Regions from separate parts of the Homo sapiens genome. Here region 2 is linked to region 1. A link is an interaction called in ENCODE POLR2A ChIA-PET data of the cell type or tissue named here. Cell type or tissue: B cell. All regions are shown on one strand. Each heading gives the region's core, and the rest is flanking DNA. Links, peaks and the distances in the headings are about the cores only.

What was found. ChIA-PET counts read pairs that join two places held together with the same protein. Peaks named below come from ENCODE experiments on the same cell type or tissue, not always from the same donor. Only the 100,000 strongest peaks of a DNase experiment are listed, where the experiment ranks them.
Region 2: POLR2A ChIA-PET joins it to region 1 with 8 read pairs; 2 of 35 experiments call an interaction of 5 or more read pairs at or near these places.

The regions. Positions count from the first base shown.
Region 1 is chr1:155,965,541-155,973,872 of GRCh38, reverse strand. It overlaps ARHGEF2 (Rho/Rac guanine nucleotide exchange factor 2), which reads left to right. Exons shown (of 22, transcript NM_001162383.2): 2 at 4,573-4,717; 3 at 6,986-7,053; 4 at 7,394-7,457; 5 at 8,113-8,242. Among named protein-coding and RNA genes, the nearest start is that of ARHGEF2, 8.8 kb to the left of the region's middle. RefSeq lists enhancers at 3,038-3,087, 3,098-3,277, 3,328-3,427 and a silencer at 5,545-5,776. In B cell, for the core only: no CTCF peak of the experiment used is centred there; DNase peaks (open chromatin) are centred at 3,132 and 6,023; H3K4me3 peaks cover 1,677 bases; H3K27ac peaks cover 8,000 bases.
Region 2 is chr1:155,790,876-155,799,147 of GRCh38, reverse strand. It overlaps GON4L (gon-4 like), which reads left to right. Exons shown (of 32, transcript NM_001282860.2): 12 at 3,997-4,098. Among named protein-coding and RNA genes, the nearest start is that of GON4L, 62 kb to the left of the region's middle. In B cell, for the core only: no CTCF peak of the experiment used is centred there; no DNase peak of the experiment used is centred there.

The sequences.
Region 1 (8,332 bases), core at 117-8,116:
TTCTGGGAGACAAAGTGGAGAGAAGAGGGGAGACTGTGTTTGCCTTTGAGCTTTTCAGTAGAGATCCACAATGCCCTCTGCCATTGCTCCCATCTTTCTTTCTTTTTTCTTTTCTTTTTTTTTTTTTGAGACAGAGTCTCGCTCTGTCACCCAGGCTGGAGTGCAGTGGCATGATCTTGGCTCACTGCAACCTCCACCTCCTGCGTTCAAGCAATTCTCCTGCCTCAGCCTCCTGAGTAGTTGGGATTACAGGTGCCCACCACCATACCCGGCCAATTTTTGTATTTTTAGTAGAGATGGGGTTTTGCCATGTTGGCCAGGCTGGTCTCAAACTCCTGATCTCAAGTGATCTGCCCGCCTCGGCCTCTCAAAGTGTTAGGATTATAGGCATGAGCCACTGCGCTCGGCCTGGCCCTGTCTTTCTTTCCCAAAAGTGACTGAGATCTGGGATGACAGTGGAAGGAAGTTTGGGGTTGGTCTTCTGACTTCCAGAGGAAACCCTCAGGGTCTAAACTCAAAGGAAATAGGAGAGAATGGCTTAGAGCCCTTCAGGAGGAGGGAGAAAAGAGAAACAAGAAGAGACAGAAGGTTCTAAAGCTCTGATAAGGAAGGAAGAGGGTTTCCAGAATAGGGGCCAGGGTGCTACTGAGACCCCATGTCTTGGTGTCCATACATCCTTCCTTGCTTCTTTGCTTCCTTCCTTTTCTTTCATTTTGAGACATGTATTGGGTGCCTATTGTATACCAGGTATTGTGCTAAGGGCTTTCATATTCTTTATTTATCCTTGATGTAGCAGTAGTGTGGATGAAGGTGTGTAGCAAGAAGAACTTCCCATGGGATTTGTGAGAAAGAGACAGAATGACTCTAGGTCTGAGCGTGGTGGCTCACACCTATAATTCTAGCACTTTGGGGAGGCTGGGGCAGGAGGATCACTTGATCCTAGGAGTTCGAGACCAGCCTGGGCAACATAGCAAGACGCTGTCTCTACAAAAAAAATTTAAAAATTAGGTGAGCATCATGATGCATGCCTGTGGTCCCAGCTATTTGGAGGGCTGAGGTGGAAGGATCACTTGAGCCCGGGAGGTCAAGGCTGCGGTGAGCCATGATCATGCCAATGTACTCCAGTCCAGGCAACAGAGTGAGACCCTGTCTCAAAAAAAAAAAGAAAAAAAAAAGTATCTAGATGCTGGAGAGCAAAGGACTGAACCAAGCAGGAAGGGCCTCTGAGCACTGGGGTGGGTGTTATGGATTGTGGAGTAATGGGCCCTTTTTCTTGGTGCATAGGTTGGGTCTTGGAGGTAAAGGGCTGTCCTACTTGGGCGTGGGTAAATGGGAGACCAATGTGATTATCTTAAGAATACCTGGAAAAGAGTAGGACAAAGAACCAAACAAGCCCACTCACTCCACCTCTGGAGCAGGCACCCCTGGTAAGCAGGCCCTATGTCCTTCCATCCTCAGAAGCCTGAGCCCTGGGGCGGGCACAGGCAACCTCCGGGACAATAGCACTAGGCAGTGCCAGGGTCGCTTGCTGCTGGGCAGTGCCCATGCTGGGATGTGCTGCTGCTGTGGCTGCTGCCCGCTGCTGGCCCACCTAGAGCAGGGGTCACTTCGAGAGAGGGTGAGTGTTGGGAGGTGGAGGAGGCAGGGCCCAGAGTACCAGGGCTGTCTGTGGAGCATTGATGCCAGAGAGAGGAAGGGCCACTAGAGACCCTGTTCTCTGGCTGCCCCAGTCTTCTCCCTCCCTTTGCCACTCCATCTGAGCTGGTCAGACAGATGAGTGTTTGTGGATGCCACAGGGGGAGGGTGGAGGGCAAAGGACAGAGGTCAGGTGTGGAAGAGAGTACTCGTAGCAGCACTGGGGCAGAGCTGCAGCACTGCCCATTCTGGAGTGACCCTGGTCCAGCCATGTTGTTTTTTTTAATACTATTTTCAGCTTGCTTGCTTTTACTTATGTGTGTATATATATATATGTATATATTTTTTTTTTTTATAGAGATGGGTCTCGCTGTGTTGCTCAGGTTGTTCTCAAACTCCTGGCCTCAAGCGATCCTCCCACCTCAGCCCCGCAAAGTGCTGGGATTACAGGTGTGAGCCACCTCACCGGCCTCTTGCTTTTAATTCAAATGTAATACATGCTCAAACTTTTGGTTTGAGTTATATAGAAGGCTGGGAGGGCAGGAGAGGAGGAGAAAAGGGAGAGTATATGGCAGTGGGAAGAGATTTTTGGACTTGGTGTTTGAGGTCCTGTGAGGTTATTATTCAAAGGTGAATTTGAACTTCTTTTTTTTTTTTTGAGACATAGTCTCACTCTGTGGCCCAGGCTGGAGTGCAGTGGCCCAATCTCAACCCACCACAACCTCCAACCTCCCCGGTTCAAGCAATTCTCCTGCCTCAGCCTCCCAAGTAGCTGGGATTACAGGTGCCTGCCACTACGCCCAGCTAATTTTTTGTATTTTTAGTAGAGATGGGGTTTCACCATGTTGGTCAGGCTGGTCTCGAACTCCTGACCTCAGGTAATCCACCCGCCTCGACCTCCCAAAGTGCTGGGATTGCAGGTGTGAGCCACTGCACCCAGCCTGAATTTGAACTTCTAAAGAGGTATAATTTGGTGCAAGATAGGTGGAGGTTAGACCAAAGGGAGCATTTTCTAGTGGTCCGGGTAGGTAGGTGCCAGAATAGAAAAAAGGAGGCCAGAACATTTTAGAGGTTTGAGTTAGAGGCTAGAGGCAGCTCAGCTTCCTGAATAAGCCTAGGTAGAGGAGCAGTTGGCCTGCGTGAGGAGGAGGGGAGGAGAGGCTGTGGGCGGGAGAGGAGAACAGTGGCGGAGAAGCAAGGCTGAGAAAGGGAAGGCAGAGCGGGAGGAGCCTAGGAGGGAGACCCTGAGAAGAGAAGGGAGGACATAGAGAGAGCAGGAGACAGGAGGAGGATGCGAAAAATGGATGATTGGGGATGGGGAGGATGCATGAGGGGAGAAGGGATTGACCCCAAGACCTCTGGGCTCTGGACATCATCAGGCAAACCTGGAGCTTGGGAAGAGAGGCAGGAAAGAGAAGGATCTTGGGCCCAGGCACTGCAGCCCCATGCCCTCTGTCCCTGCACTGTTGACTCAGCCCCTCCACACTTCCCCTTTCTTTCTACCATTTTCTGCCCCAAGCACCAGGCCCGTGCATCTCTTCCCCTCCTCCACCTCTCAGCTGCTGGCGTGGCCTCGTGGCCTCGGCTGAGTCAGTACTGGTCTCCTAGAGTCCGGGCTGAGTGCTTCCCGCTGAACTGTAATCCTCTGTCCCCAGTCCAGGTCCTCTGACTTGGGGCTTCTACCCTCAGCCATCTGGATCCTGATTTTTGATTTCTGAGAGCCTGGGAAACCTTGGAGGGAGTGGTCTTCTCAGCTTCTAGTCCTGCTCCAAGAGCGGAGGGAAAATCCAGAGATCAGAGTCACAACTAAGGAAGGTCCTAGAATAGTGGGAAGAGTGATATCCCCCTCTTCTCACCTTCTCAGGCTTTTTGGGAATCACAGGGGCTTGAAGAGGGACAGATTGGAGGTCAGGGAGAATGACTTGACTTGCAGAGGCAGGGGCACTGGGGGAAATGGGAGACAGCAGAGATGGAAAATGCGGCTCAGAGGCTCCGAGGAAGGTGTGCGCCATCTGCGGAGATCAACACTGAAGGATGGAGGGTAGATGTCAGAAAGGACTTCCTAGGATGGGAGAGACCAGTTGGGTAAGGAGCAATAGAGGAAACTCTCCTAGGTTTTAACTCTGGAAAGTAGTATGAGAGGGATAAAAGTTAGACTGCAGGAGAGATTTTCCGCTGGAAGCAACCAAGATGGCTGGCTGAGCTTCCTTACTTAAAGATCCCAGAGTGGAAGAGTGACCCAAAGGCAGCTAGCTGCCTTTGCCTCAAGGTTAGTAGGGGACATGCTGCCTCCCAGACAGGCCCTGTGTGCCGTGGCTGAGGGTTGGTGAAAAGAGTTAGAGGTCTGGGATCCTGACCCCTGGGTTGGGGGTGGCAGGGGAGGCATTCTGCCCCCTTCAGCCAATCTAATAAGGGGATCTCCTGCCCCCCCCACTGTGACTGCCACAGAGACAGCAGATCCAACACTGGTTGTCATGGTTATAAGAGGAGCTAACTCCCATAGATTGGAAAGCGCTGGTGAGCTGGCACCCTCCGCTTCGCCTGCTCTCCCCTCCTCTCTGCGCATCTTCCCCCTAGCACAGAGAAGAGAGTACAGCAGCTCGGGGGTGAGCAGAGCTAGGGCTGGGAAGGTGGAGTGAGGACGCAGAGACCTAGAGCCAGGGAGATGAGTGGCAACAGGAGGCAGCCCAGCCGTAGGGGCCAGGTAGGTCAGGGACCCAGAACCCATCCGGGCTGGCTGCCCCAGAGCCTGGCCTGGTCACTCCCGGACAGCTGCCTCTGACACCCAGTTGCAGGCTCTGCTTTAGGAACTGGTGTCTTTCCAGCATCCTCAGGCTGGCATTTTTTCCTTGCCTCTGCCCCCAGCCTGTCTCTCTGGACTCCAGGCACCCTGGCATTTTCCAGCCTCACTTCCTCTCCCTCTCATCCCTTCCACAGACCCGGGAAAAGGAGAAGATGAAGGAAGCCAAGGATGCCCGCTATACCAATGGGCACCTCTTCACCACCATTTCAGTTTCAGGCATGACCATGTGCTATGCCTGTAACAAGAGCATCACAGCCAAGGAAGCCCTCATCTGCCCAAGTAAGTTGTTTGGACCCTGAGAGTCACCCAGACTCGGTGCCCACTGACCCTGATCTTTTCATCTGTTTTTTCTGCCTGGATCCATGAGGGTCACTCTTCTCTCTGATCCCCAGCTGGGCCCAAATGCCAGGGCCAGTTGCTTGATCCCTTGCTCCCTGTCCTCACTCTGAGGGGTGGTGGCTGTTGGAATATGGCATAAGCCGGACTATCTGGGAATGTGGGGGAGGGGAGGCTGTGCTGGCTCCTCTTGCAGCTGTCATCCACCAGGCACCCCCCTTGCTCCCCGAACAGCTGCTAAGGGTTAGGGGAACTGATTGGAGAAGGAGCAGGAATGTTGTATGTGTGGAGGGGGTGGGGTGGGGGGTGACAGAGGAACTGGGTGGAAAGCTGCCAGCCTTGCAGCTGGCTCTGCCTGTCTTCCTGCGCAGAGCTGGGCATTCAGGACTTCACAGTCCCCTTGCCCCTTTCTTTCTATTGACTATGGGTGGAGCCTGAAATCTCTGCTGTTTCAAGCAGAAGATGTGATTAGGACCCTTCATCTCAAATTTCTAGTGAGAAAGAGGGAATGTAGCAGGGATGTGTGTGTTGAGGGGCAGGGGTTAGAATTCCTGCCCTTCATCCACATCTGAGTGTAGTCCTGTCTTTAGGGAGTATAAGCCAGGAATTCTTTCCTTCCCCAGTACACAGAGGGCTCCTGCTGCCCCCTCTCCCTCAATTCCTCCTGAAGTTATGGCAGAGATGCCTCTGATTAGAGCAGGATTGAAGGTATTGTGACCTGCTACTGAATAGCGGACAAAAGCTCTAGCCTGTAAATCCCTATGAAACTTGGGGAAGGAACCCCCAGAAAGGACCAGTGATGGGCAACCCGCTCGGGTCCCCTTCTACGCTGTGGGAGCTTTGTCATTTTGCTCTTCACAATAAAGCTTGCTACCGCTCAAAAAAAAAAAAAAAAAGAAAGAAAAGAAAACCAGTGAAGCCTCCCTACTTTCCTCACTGTTCAATTTAGAGTTGTGAGGATGAGGAGGGAACCCCAATCTAGATCCCTATAGAGACCTGACAAAATTCCCAATCCGGAAGCTTGTTGCCAGGGGAACAGGGGAGGCGGGCAGCACTATTTTGAGAGCAGGTGGAAAGCGGAGGTTCAATCCAGAGACACTGAGTGTTGGGGGTAGGAGAAGGGAGCTCCAGGGGGGTGGGGGCAGCTGCAACCCCCACTTCTGTCTGCCCCCTCTGCTCCACCCTGTTTGCCTTGTATTTGTGGAAGTGAGCGTGGTGCTGGGTATTGTCTGAAAGAGTTAGCAGAGTTTCCGGTGTTGTTGGATGGGGGAGGGGAAGCTGGAGAGGGCCGGGAGCTGAGGGCATGTCTGGGAAGGGCACGGCCAGGGTCCCAGTGCCTAGGCTCAGCGAATCCTCCTTTCTTCTTCTCTCCTACCCCATGGCAAGGTGGGGTGGAGGATGGCGGAGAAGCAGATGGAGTGTGGGAGCTGTGGATTTGCCTGAGTTGGGGGAACAGGACTCCCTGGGCCTGGAAGGGAGAAGGCCAGGCTTGGTGGGGAGTTGCCTGTCCCTTCTTTACCACTGGAGCCATCAATCAGCCTTGGAGCTGCTGAGGCCCAGCCAGAGTCCAGGGCATGTGGTGCGAGGGAAGGAGCACGGCCTTTGGATTCAGGCCCACCGGAGTGTAAACACCACCTCTCCCACTAGCCGTGTGACCTCTGATGGACGATTTAGCCACTCCAGGACAGGTTCCTCATACATGAAATGAGGATAACTGAACCTCCCTCTACGGGTGGTTAGGATTAAGTAAATGTGGAACATTTACTATTATAAAAGCTCAGGGAATGTAAATTTCCCCTCTGCCCCTAGCCCCCATTCTGGCTGCCTCTGTGCCATCTTCTGTTCTGTGGGAGTCCTCTCTTCCATCTGCCATTCGCAACCACCTTCGTGCTTCTTGAGCTCATCTCTGGCAGCCAGTGACCCCTGCTCCCCTCTGGTCCGCCCTTCAGGCCACCTTGGGGTCAGGATTGCCCATCCCACTTGATTGTTTAATTTCATTCAGCACCTATACCCCCCTCACTTCATTTCCTGCTTGAAGGAAGAGGGAGGTGGGAGGAGAGGGACTGGGGTGTGGTAATGGCCCAGAAGTCGGGGAAGGGGGGAGAGTCCCCGAGGACTGTGTGGCCAGGAGGAGATGGGTGTCTGCATGTGGGTGTGTCCCCTCCTGTACCACCCGGCCCTCCCTTCACCCTCTCTACCCCACCCTCCCAGCCTGCAATGTGACTATCCACAACCGCTGTAAAGACACCCTCGCCAACTGTACCAAGGTCAAGCAGAAGGTGAGACGGCAGGGAGGGCAGAGGGCTGGGGGAGAGGGTAGTGAGTGTGCGGTACCCTCATGCCTTTTCCATTCATTCCCTACCCTGTGTTTCTCACCACCCACCTCCTCACCAAGGGGCAGCCCAGACCCTCAACCCCAGGCCTCGGGCCCCAAGTAGGCCAGGCCTGTTGCTGCAGACATGTCCCCACAGCACTGGGCTCAATCACCCTGATCCCCTTAACCATAGTGCCAGCTTTCTCCTAAGGGGGCCGGCCACCTAGCTCCTGTCCCATGCCTCTGGGGGTGATCCTTGGGTGACAGCCATTCTTGGTATCTCTCTCCTGCTCTCTGTCTCACAGCAACAGAAAGCGGCCCTGCTGAAGAACAACACCGCCTTGCAGTCCGTTTCTCTTCGAAGTAAGAGTGAGTAGTTGGGGAGTGGAGGAGGTCCCCTAAGACCCTGGACCCCAGGCTGCTCAACCCATGGGCTCTGCTGCCCCACTAAGGTTGTTCCCAGGCATAGCACCTTCCTCTTCTTGATTGGAAGCAGATAGTGGGGGCCTAAGGGAGGGTTCGGACTCTTGGACTTAGAGGCAGAAGGGGAGAGAGAGTCCGAATGGGGATGAGGGCTGGGGATGGGTGGTCGCCTGAGCCTGGCCGCAGCCTGCATTTTTATCAGTTATTTACACTGCATTTCGGGAGTGTTGGTAGCAGCTGTCAAGTGTCAATTCAGACAGCTTTGGTGTAACAGAAAGAGCATGGCCCTTAGGTATAAAGAGCAGAGCCTCAGTCCCTGCCTAGCCATTACCCAAGTCACCCTGGACAAGTCTTTTTGTCTTTCTGAGCTCCTGTTTGTTTATAGGCTTATGTCAGGGAGGAGATAAGTAAGAAAAAGCTCTTTGTGAACATTAGAGTATGGCACAAATGTAAGGTGGCATTCTCATTACCATCTTTCTTGACTAGAGGGGCTGAGGTGGAGTGAGAGGATGCCTCATTCCTCATTGAGGAGCCTAGGAGGCCTCAATCCTGGGAAGCACCAGAGTCTGATGTTTGCCTGCTGGGCATCTCTCCCCCACAGCAACCATCCGGGAGCGGCCAAGCTCGGCCATCTACCCCTCCGACAGCTTCCGGCAGTCCCTCCTGGGCTCCCGCCGTGGCCGCTCCTCCTTGTCTTTAGCCAAGAGTGTTTCTACCACCAACATTGCTGGGTGAGCCTCTGTTTGGGGAAAGGGGCAGCCAGAGAGTGTGGCAGTGGAGGCCAAGGGGGTGCTGAGAGGTCCCTTTCCATCCCTGAGTTC
Region 2 (8,272 bases), core at 273-8,272, 170 kb after region 1:
AGTATTTTTGTATGTGCCTATTCGGACAGATTTTTAAAAGAGCACACAAAGCCAATGATTAGGATGGGTGTGGCCTCCAGATCTACCAGTTGAGTTAAAAGACAATACAGGAGGGGTATATCAGCTGGGTAAATACTGACATTGTTAATAAGTCAAAAAAGTGATTAAGCTCAGAGGACATATTCCACAATCAGGGTACTAAAAGCTAAGCAGAACTCAGAAGAATCCCCCTAAATGATTTTTCAGCATCTTTGTTAAATGAGTGCTCTGAGAATAATATTCGCTGACCCATTTGTGTGGTGTGGGCAGAACTATCTATTGCAGTTCTTGCATCCAAACAGATGGAGTCCAAACCTGTGCACACTACTCATTATTATGGGCTCTTCCAGAACTTTCGTTATTCAGCAATGTTTGTTAAGAACTTTTTGATCAGGCGCAGTGTCTCTCACACTTCTAATCCCTGCGCTTTGGGAGGCTGAGGCAGGCAGATCATGAGGTCGGGAGATCGAGACCATCCTGGCTAACACAGTGAAACCCCGTCTCTACTAAAAAAAAAAAAAAAAAAAAAAAATTAGCCTGACGTGGTGGCGGGTGCCTGTAGTCCCAGCTACTTGGGAGGCTGAGGCAGGAGAATGGCGTGAACCCGGGAGGCAGAGCTTGCAGCGAGCCGAGATCGCCCCTCTGTGCTCCAGCCTGGGCGACAGAGTGAGACTCCATCTCAAAAAAAAAAAAAAAAAAAGAACTTGCTGTGAAGAGACTTATATAGAAAGTACTATAGAGATTATGAATTATGAAGACAGTATTCTATTCCTAAAGAAATAAAGAATCTGTACTGATAAGTTAAACCCACAAATAGATGAAAAAGATTTGATAATTAGTTATGTGTAAAGAATGCAAATTAATATATTATAAGCTGAGTATAAATGTTGAGTAAAGAATTATCAAGTTAGATTAGGGTTTAATCAGCACAGATTTTTCAGTGATTGTGAATTTTAAATGTGTGTCTGTATAAGTATATATATATTTATATATATTTATATTTATATAAAAAATATATATTTGTTTTTGAGACAGGGTCTCACTCTGTCACCCTCGCTGGAGTGCAGTGGCGTGATCATGACTCACTGCAGCCTCAAACTCCTGGGCTCAAGCAGTCCTTCCAGCTCAGCCTTCTGAGTAGCTGGGACTATAGGCACACACCACGACACTTGGCTAATTTTTAAAAAGTCATTTGTAGAGATTGGTTCCCACTGTGTTGCCCAGGATATATATATGTGTTTTTTTTTTTTTTTCTTGTTAGATGGAGTCTCACTCTCGCCCAGGCTGGAGTGCAGTGGCATGATCCCAGCTCACTGCAACCTCTGTCTCCTGGGTTCAAGTGATTCTCCTGCCTCAGCCTCCCAAGTAGCTGGAATTACAGGCACGCACCATTACTCTTGGCTAATTTTTGTATTTTTGGTAGAGACGGGAGGGGGGGGGTCTCACCATGTTGGCCAGGCTGGTCTCGAACCCCTGACCTCAAGTGATCTTCCCACCTCGGCCTCCCAAAGTTCTGGGATTACAGGCGTGAGCCACCATGCTTGGCCCCAGGCTGTATATGTCTGTTTATAACAAAAGATGTTTATTTATGGCCAGGCACGGTATCCAGTCTGGGCAACAAGAGCGAAACTCCCTCTCGAAAAAAAAAAAAGATGCTCATTTATTATGAAAAGTTAAAACATTATGGAAGAGGCGCCAGACTCTGTGGCTCACGCCTGTAATCCCAGCACTTTTTAGGGGCCGAGGCAGGTGGATCACCTGAGGTCAGGAGTTTGAGACCAGCCTGACCAACATGGTGAAACGCCGTCTCTACTAAAAATATAAAAATTAGCTGGGCATGGTGGTGCACATCTGTAGTCCCAGCTACTCGGGATGCTGAGGCAGGAGAATCGCTTGAACCCAGCAGGTGGAGGTTGCAGTGAGCTGAGATCGAGCCACTGCACTCCAGCCTGGGCGACAGAGCGAGACTCCACCTTAAAAAAAGAAAGAAAAAAAAAATATTGTGGGAGGGTACACAGAGAAATCTTTGTTAATAGTTTTATGTGTTTCTTTCTAGATACTCTGTGGGTGTTCAGTCAAGCATGTATTTATCTCAAACAAGAATTTTTTTCCACAAAAAGAATCATACTATACATATTGGTCTTCATCTGCAACTTGCTTCTTTCACTTAGCAGTATAACATATATTTTTCCATTATAATACATAGAGATCACCTCTTCTATTTAATGGATACATGATAGTAAGAAATTTAGGTATTCTCTTTTTGGTCTTTTTTTTTTTAAATCAGTTCCTCAGTCACACTAGCTGCATTTCTCAAGTCACATGTGGCTAATGGCTACTGTATGATACAATACAATACATGTATAGATCATTTCCATCATCACAGAAAGTTCTGTTAGACAACACTGATCTAAAATTATCTGGAGAAAAATATTACCTTAATATATAATAATTCCATAATTTAATGACTCCTTCATAATTTTTACTTAGTAATTGAAAAGACAGTTTAGCATTAACATTAAAGAAAATTAGGCTGGGCCCTGTGGTTCACTCCTGTAATCCTAGCACTTTCGGAGGCCAATGCAGGCGGATCACCTGAGGTCAGGAGTTCGAGACCAGCTTGGCCAACATGGTGAAACCTTGTCTCTACTAAAAATAGAAAAATTAGCCGGGCGTGGTGGTGGGCATCTGTAATCTCAGTTACTTGGTAGGCTGAGGCAGGAGAATTGCTTGAAGCTGGGAGGCAGAGTTTGCAGTGAGCCAAGATCATGCCACTGCACTCCAACCTGGGTGACAAAGTGAGACTCCATGTCAAAAAAAAAAAAGAAAAAAGAAAATTAAAAGGGAGAAGAACATCCATATTTCTATTATTCTAACCTAACAAATGTTTATTATTTTTGTATATTTTTAGTTATTTATGATTCTTATTGTAAGGATATAATTTTTCATGCTTATGATTATTATGTATATATTGTACTTTTGTCATACATGTATTGAACTTTTATAGAATGGTTACATATTCACATTTTATATGTGTACGTGTTGAGTATCCCCTTCATCCAAAATGCTCAGGACCGGAAGTATTTTGGATTTCAGATTTTTTCAGATATTAGAATATATGTATTATTATACTTAACAGATAAGCATACTAAATTTGAAAATTTGAAATCTGGGCAGGGTGCAATGGCTCACACTGTAATCTCAGCACTTTGGGAGGCCGAGGCATTCAGATCGCTTGAGCCCAGGAGTTCAAGACCAGTCTGGGCAACATACCAAAACCCTGTCTCTACTAAAAATACAAAAATTAGTTGGGCATGGTGGCATGTGCCTAATCCCAGCTACTTGGGAGGCTGAGGTGTGACAATCGCCTGATCCTGGGCAGTCAAGGCTGCAGTGAGCCATGATCGTGCCACTGCACTTCAGCCTGGGTGACAGAGTGAGACCCTGTCTCAAAAAAAAGGAAAAAGAAAATTTGAAATCTGAAATGCTCCAATGGCTATTCCCTTTGAGAGTCATGTTTGCACTCACAGAGTTTCAGATTTTGGAGTTTTGGATTTGGAATGCTCAACCTGTACTATTTTATACTAAGAAATTATAATTATATAGTCATTCTCTAATTGTTGGGAATTTGGGCCACTCCTTTTTTCACTGTCAGCTTCACTGTACAAGTAGCTTTTACAGAAAGTATTATTTTCATGGAATATACTACACAAAATTAGCTGGGTGTGGTGGCGTATGCCTGTGGTCCCAGCTACTCAGGAGGCTAAGGTGGGAGGATCACTTGAGCCCGGGAGGTGGAGGTTGCAGTGAGCTGAGGCTGTACCACTGCACTCCAGCCTGGGCGACAGAGTGAGACCCTGTCTCAAAAAAATAAAGAATAAATGTGCTTTATTGGAACAGATTCTTAGAAGTTTGAGAACAGAGTTAATGAGCATCTGAAACACTTTTTTTTCCTAGATGAAGCAGATGATGATGATGATCCAGAATATAATTTCCTGGAAGACCTCGATGAACCAGACACAGAGGATTTCCGGACTGACCGGGCAGTGAGAATCACCAGTGAGTCTGTGTTTATTCTAAGTCCTGCTCTTGACTGCTTTGCAGCTGTCTTTGTTTACTTTGTAGATTTTTAGGGGTGAAGTTTGCAGCTCATCCATGTTAAGACATTTAGGTTTCCTTTACCCATTTATTGATCTGATTCTTTAAATTTAGGTACATATTCAGAAAGCCCATCAGTTATTCATTTGTATATCCCACAGTCGTGTATTCAGTCCTTACTGTTTGGCAGGGATTGTGCAAGATGAATAAGACATGGCATCTGTGCTGTAGGAGTTCAGCCTAGTAGGGTGATAGAAACAGAAAAAGTTACAATACAAAGTGATAAATGCTGTAACAGGTTTTACATAAGGTATAATAATGACCTAAAAGAGAGTGTCATCTCCTAGTGTATGATATGGACTAGGATAGGAGAACTTAGGAAAGAATTTGCAGAATGAAATGGCTTTTTATCTTAGTTTTGAAGGAGGAATAAGAAATTTGGTGAATAGGGACAGAGAGGAATATTGCAAATAGAAGAGCATCTGCAAACCACAGAATTGTAAAACATCAAAAAAGTATGTTTGGAAAATACTAAGTACTTTGGTGGTGGTGTATGAGTGAAAAGACAGAGAAGTGGTAGATAAGATTAGGTAGTGTTTACATCATGGAGGATTTTTAAGCTCTCAAAATGAGGTTTAAGGGCGGGCATGGTGGCTCACGCCTGTAATCCCAGCACTTTGGGAGGTGGAGGCAGGCAGATCACCTGAGGTTAGGAGTTCAAGACCAGCCTGGCCAACATGGCGAAACCCTGTCTCTACTAAAAATACAAAAATTAGCCAGGCGTGGTAGTAGGCACCTGTAATCCCAGCTACTCCGGAGGCTGAGGCAGAAAAATTGCTTGAACTCAGGCGGGAGAGGTTGCAGTGAGCCGAGATCACGCCAATGCACTCCAGCCTGGGCGACAGAGCAAGGCTCCGCCTGAAAAAAAAAAGAGGTTTAAGCAGTAAATCAGTAGGAACTGATTTGGATTTTAGAAAGATCACTTTGATTTAATACCAGTTTAATGTATTAATTTGTTAGGTAAAGTGAACAAGACTGGAGGTATGGAAAACAATTATGATAACTTAGCTTGAGTTATTTCTATAAAAAATTATATCATTGAGCTAGGAGTGGTGGCTTACACCTGTAATCCCAGCACTTTGGGAGGCTGGGGCAGGAAGATTGCTTGAGCTTAGGAGTTCGAGACCGGCATAGGCAACATAGAGAAACTTTGTCTGTACTAAAAATTTAAGAAATTAGCCTAATGTATTGGCACGTACCTGTAGTCCTAGCTACTCAGGAGGCTGAGGCAGGAGGATTGCTTCAGCCCAGGAGGTCAAGGATTCAGCAAACTATGATAGTGCCACTGCACTCCAGCCTTGGTGGCAGAGGGAGATCCTGACTCAAAAAAAAATTATATCATTGGCTAGTGTGTCAAGCATAGAAAACATACATTTCATCCTGAAGAAATTCTACCTATGGGGAGAAAGAAAAATAAAAAATATATTTCATAAGCCATTGATTTTTATTGCATGTATGCATGACCCTGTACTGGAATAATATACACGACATGGAGAAGGTAAGATGCTGGCTCTTGACCAGGTTATGCAGAGAGCTTTATAAACATCCAAGATATACCTAATTAATGCAGTTCTTTGTGTAAAGAGAATTATGTAAATACAATCCTTTAGAACTTACATTTTATTTTATTGCTTTATTGTGCCTTTCACCTTGCTTTTAAGATTAGAATACCATTTCCTTTGTGAAGATCTTTCATTTATTTTGATATACTATGACAGGGATAGTGGAAGCATTGAAAGGAAAGCACCAGGAATTAGAGAAAATGTAGAATGAAAAGGTTTGAGGATTTAGGCTTTGAGAAAACTGAAAGGAGAATCTAGGAAGGTACAAGAAAAACCTAGAAAATCTAGTGTCGTAGAAACCAAAGGAAGAGTCTTTTGGCTGGGGCACAGTGGCTCATGGCTATAATCCCGGCACTTGGGAGGCTGAGGCAGAGGCAGAAGGATCGCATGAGCCCAGGAGTTCAAGACCAGCCTGGGCAAGATAGTGAGACATTGTCTCTACAAAAACATTTTAAAAATAAAATGAAAATTAGTTGTCGTGGTGCATGCCCGTAGTCCCAGCTACTTGGGAAGCTGAGGTGGGAGGATCACTTGAGCCCAGGAGGTGGAGGCTGTAGCGAGCAGAGATCCCAACACTGTACTCCAGCCTGGGTCAGAGCAAGACCCTGTTTCAAAAAAAGAGTCTTTCAAGAAGGACAGAATGGTCAACAGTAAAGAAACAAGTAAAGAAACATCTGCTTAAAGCACAAAAGCAGATCTTAAGTTCAGCTATCATCCTGGAATATATTTGCCTTCCCTTTTTGATTGTTACTTTCTTCAGTTTACGTATAATTTCTCAGGGAGATCCTCCTTCGTTAGGATTGATCTTCTTGCTTTGCATTCCCGTACCACTCTTTTTGTCCTTTTATATACTGATCACCTCATAATTGCTTATTTAATATCTGTCTTCTCCCCTAGACTGTGAACTTCTCAAGAGCTTTGTTTTGTTTATTGCTGTAAAGCTGGTGGCAATATTTGCCAGTCGAATAGAGATGGGTAAATGAAGGGCAGTCTTTCTAGTCATACAGTTCTGTAATGATAGTGAAAGCTGGAGTAGAATTTTTAATTTTTTTTTCTGCCTCTTGTCCTCTTGTGTCTCATTGTCATATTTGATTATAATCTCTTTAAAAGGACTTATCCTTATATGGATAACTAAAATAAAAAAATTAAAAAGCATAGAATCACAGAGTTTGAAAAGCTCCATGTGGTCACATGTTTTTTGCCCGCTTGAGAATTTGTTTACACCTCCTCTGAGGTGGCCTTTTTAGTCCTGTTTGTATACCTTCAGTGACAGGGAGCTCAACAATTCTGCAGATAGTGTATTGTAAACTTGAACACCTCCTCAATTAATACTTTCCTTATTGAACCCAAATCTGAATGCAAATTCAGATACTTTCCTTATTGAACCCAAATTTGAATGCAAAGCAGGAAGATCAATCCTTTTATATTCCTCCTATTTGTCTTTATGTTATGTTATGTTATGTGATGTTATGTTATGTTATGTTATGTTATGTTATGTTATGTTATGTTATGTTATTTTTGAGATGGAGTTTCGCTGTTGTCGCCCAGGCTGGAGTGCAATGGTGCAATCTCAGCTCACTGCAAACTCTGCCTCCTGGGTTCAAGCGATTCTCCTGCCTCAGCCTCCAGAATAGCTGGGATTACAGGTGCCCGCCACCACGCCCAGCTAATTTTTGTATTTTTAGTAGAGACGGGGTTTCACCAGGTTGGCCAGGCTGGTCTTGAACTCTTGACCTCAGGTGATCCACCTGCCTCGGCTTCCCAAAGTGTTGGGATTACAGTCATGAGCCGCACTGTGCCCGGCCTCCTATTTGTCTTTTGTTGTTAAGAAAAAAAAAAGCAATTTATTCCCAAGTGTACATATTAAAAGATGTTTCTTAAGTTTTTTTTTTTTTTTCCCTATGCAAAACATAGGAAAGTTTCAAGTTTCTTCTGCCAGGTTTCTTCTTCTCCAAAGCCTTGGTGTCCAGACCTCTCACCATGCACATTACTCTTCTCTGGATTCTAGCATTTATTTTCTTTAAACTTTTCCCCTGTTACATCTTATTATGAAATTTAAAAATATATATAGAAAAATTGAAAAATTATACAGCTAACATTCATATACTCACCACCTACTTTTTTTTGAGACGAAGTCTCACTCTTGTTCCCCAGGCTAGAGTGCAATGGTGTGATCTCGGCTCACTGCAGCCTCCGCCTCCCAGGTTCAAGCGGTTCTCCTGCCTCAGCCTCCTGAGTAGCTGGGATTACAGGCGCCTGCCACCATGCCCGGCTACTTTTTGTATTTTTAGTAGAGAAGAGGTTTCACCATGTTGGCCAGGCTCATCTCGAACTCCTGACCTCAGGTGATCTGCCCGCCTCAGCCTCCCAAAGTGCTGGGATTACAAGCGCGAGCCACTGCGCCCAGCCTCACCACCTACTTTCTATAGTTTGTTGGTTTTTTTTTGAGAAGGAGTCTCGCTCTGTCTCCAGGCTGGAGTGCCGTGGCGCCATCTCAGCTCACTGCAACCTCC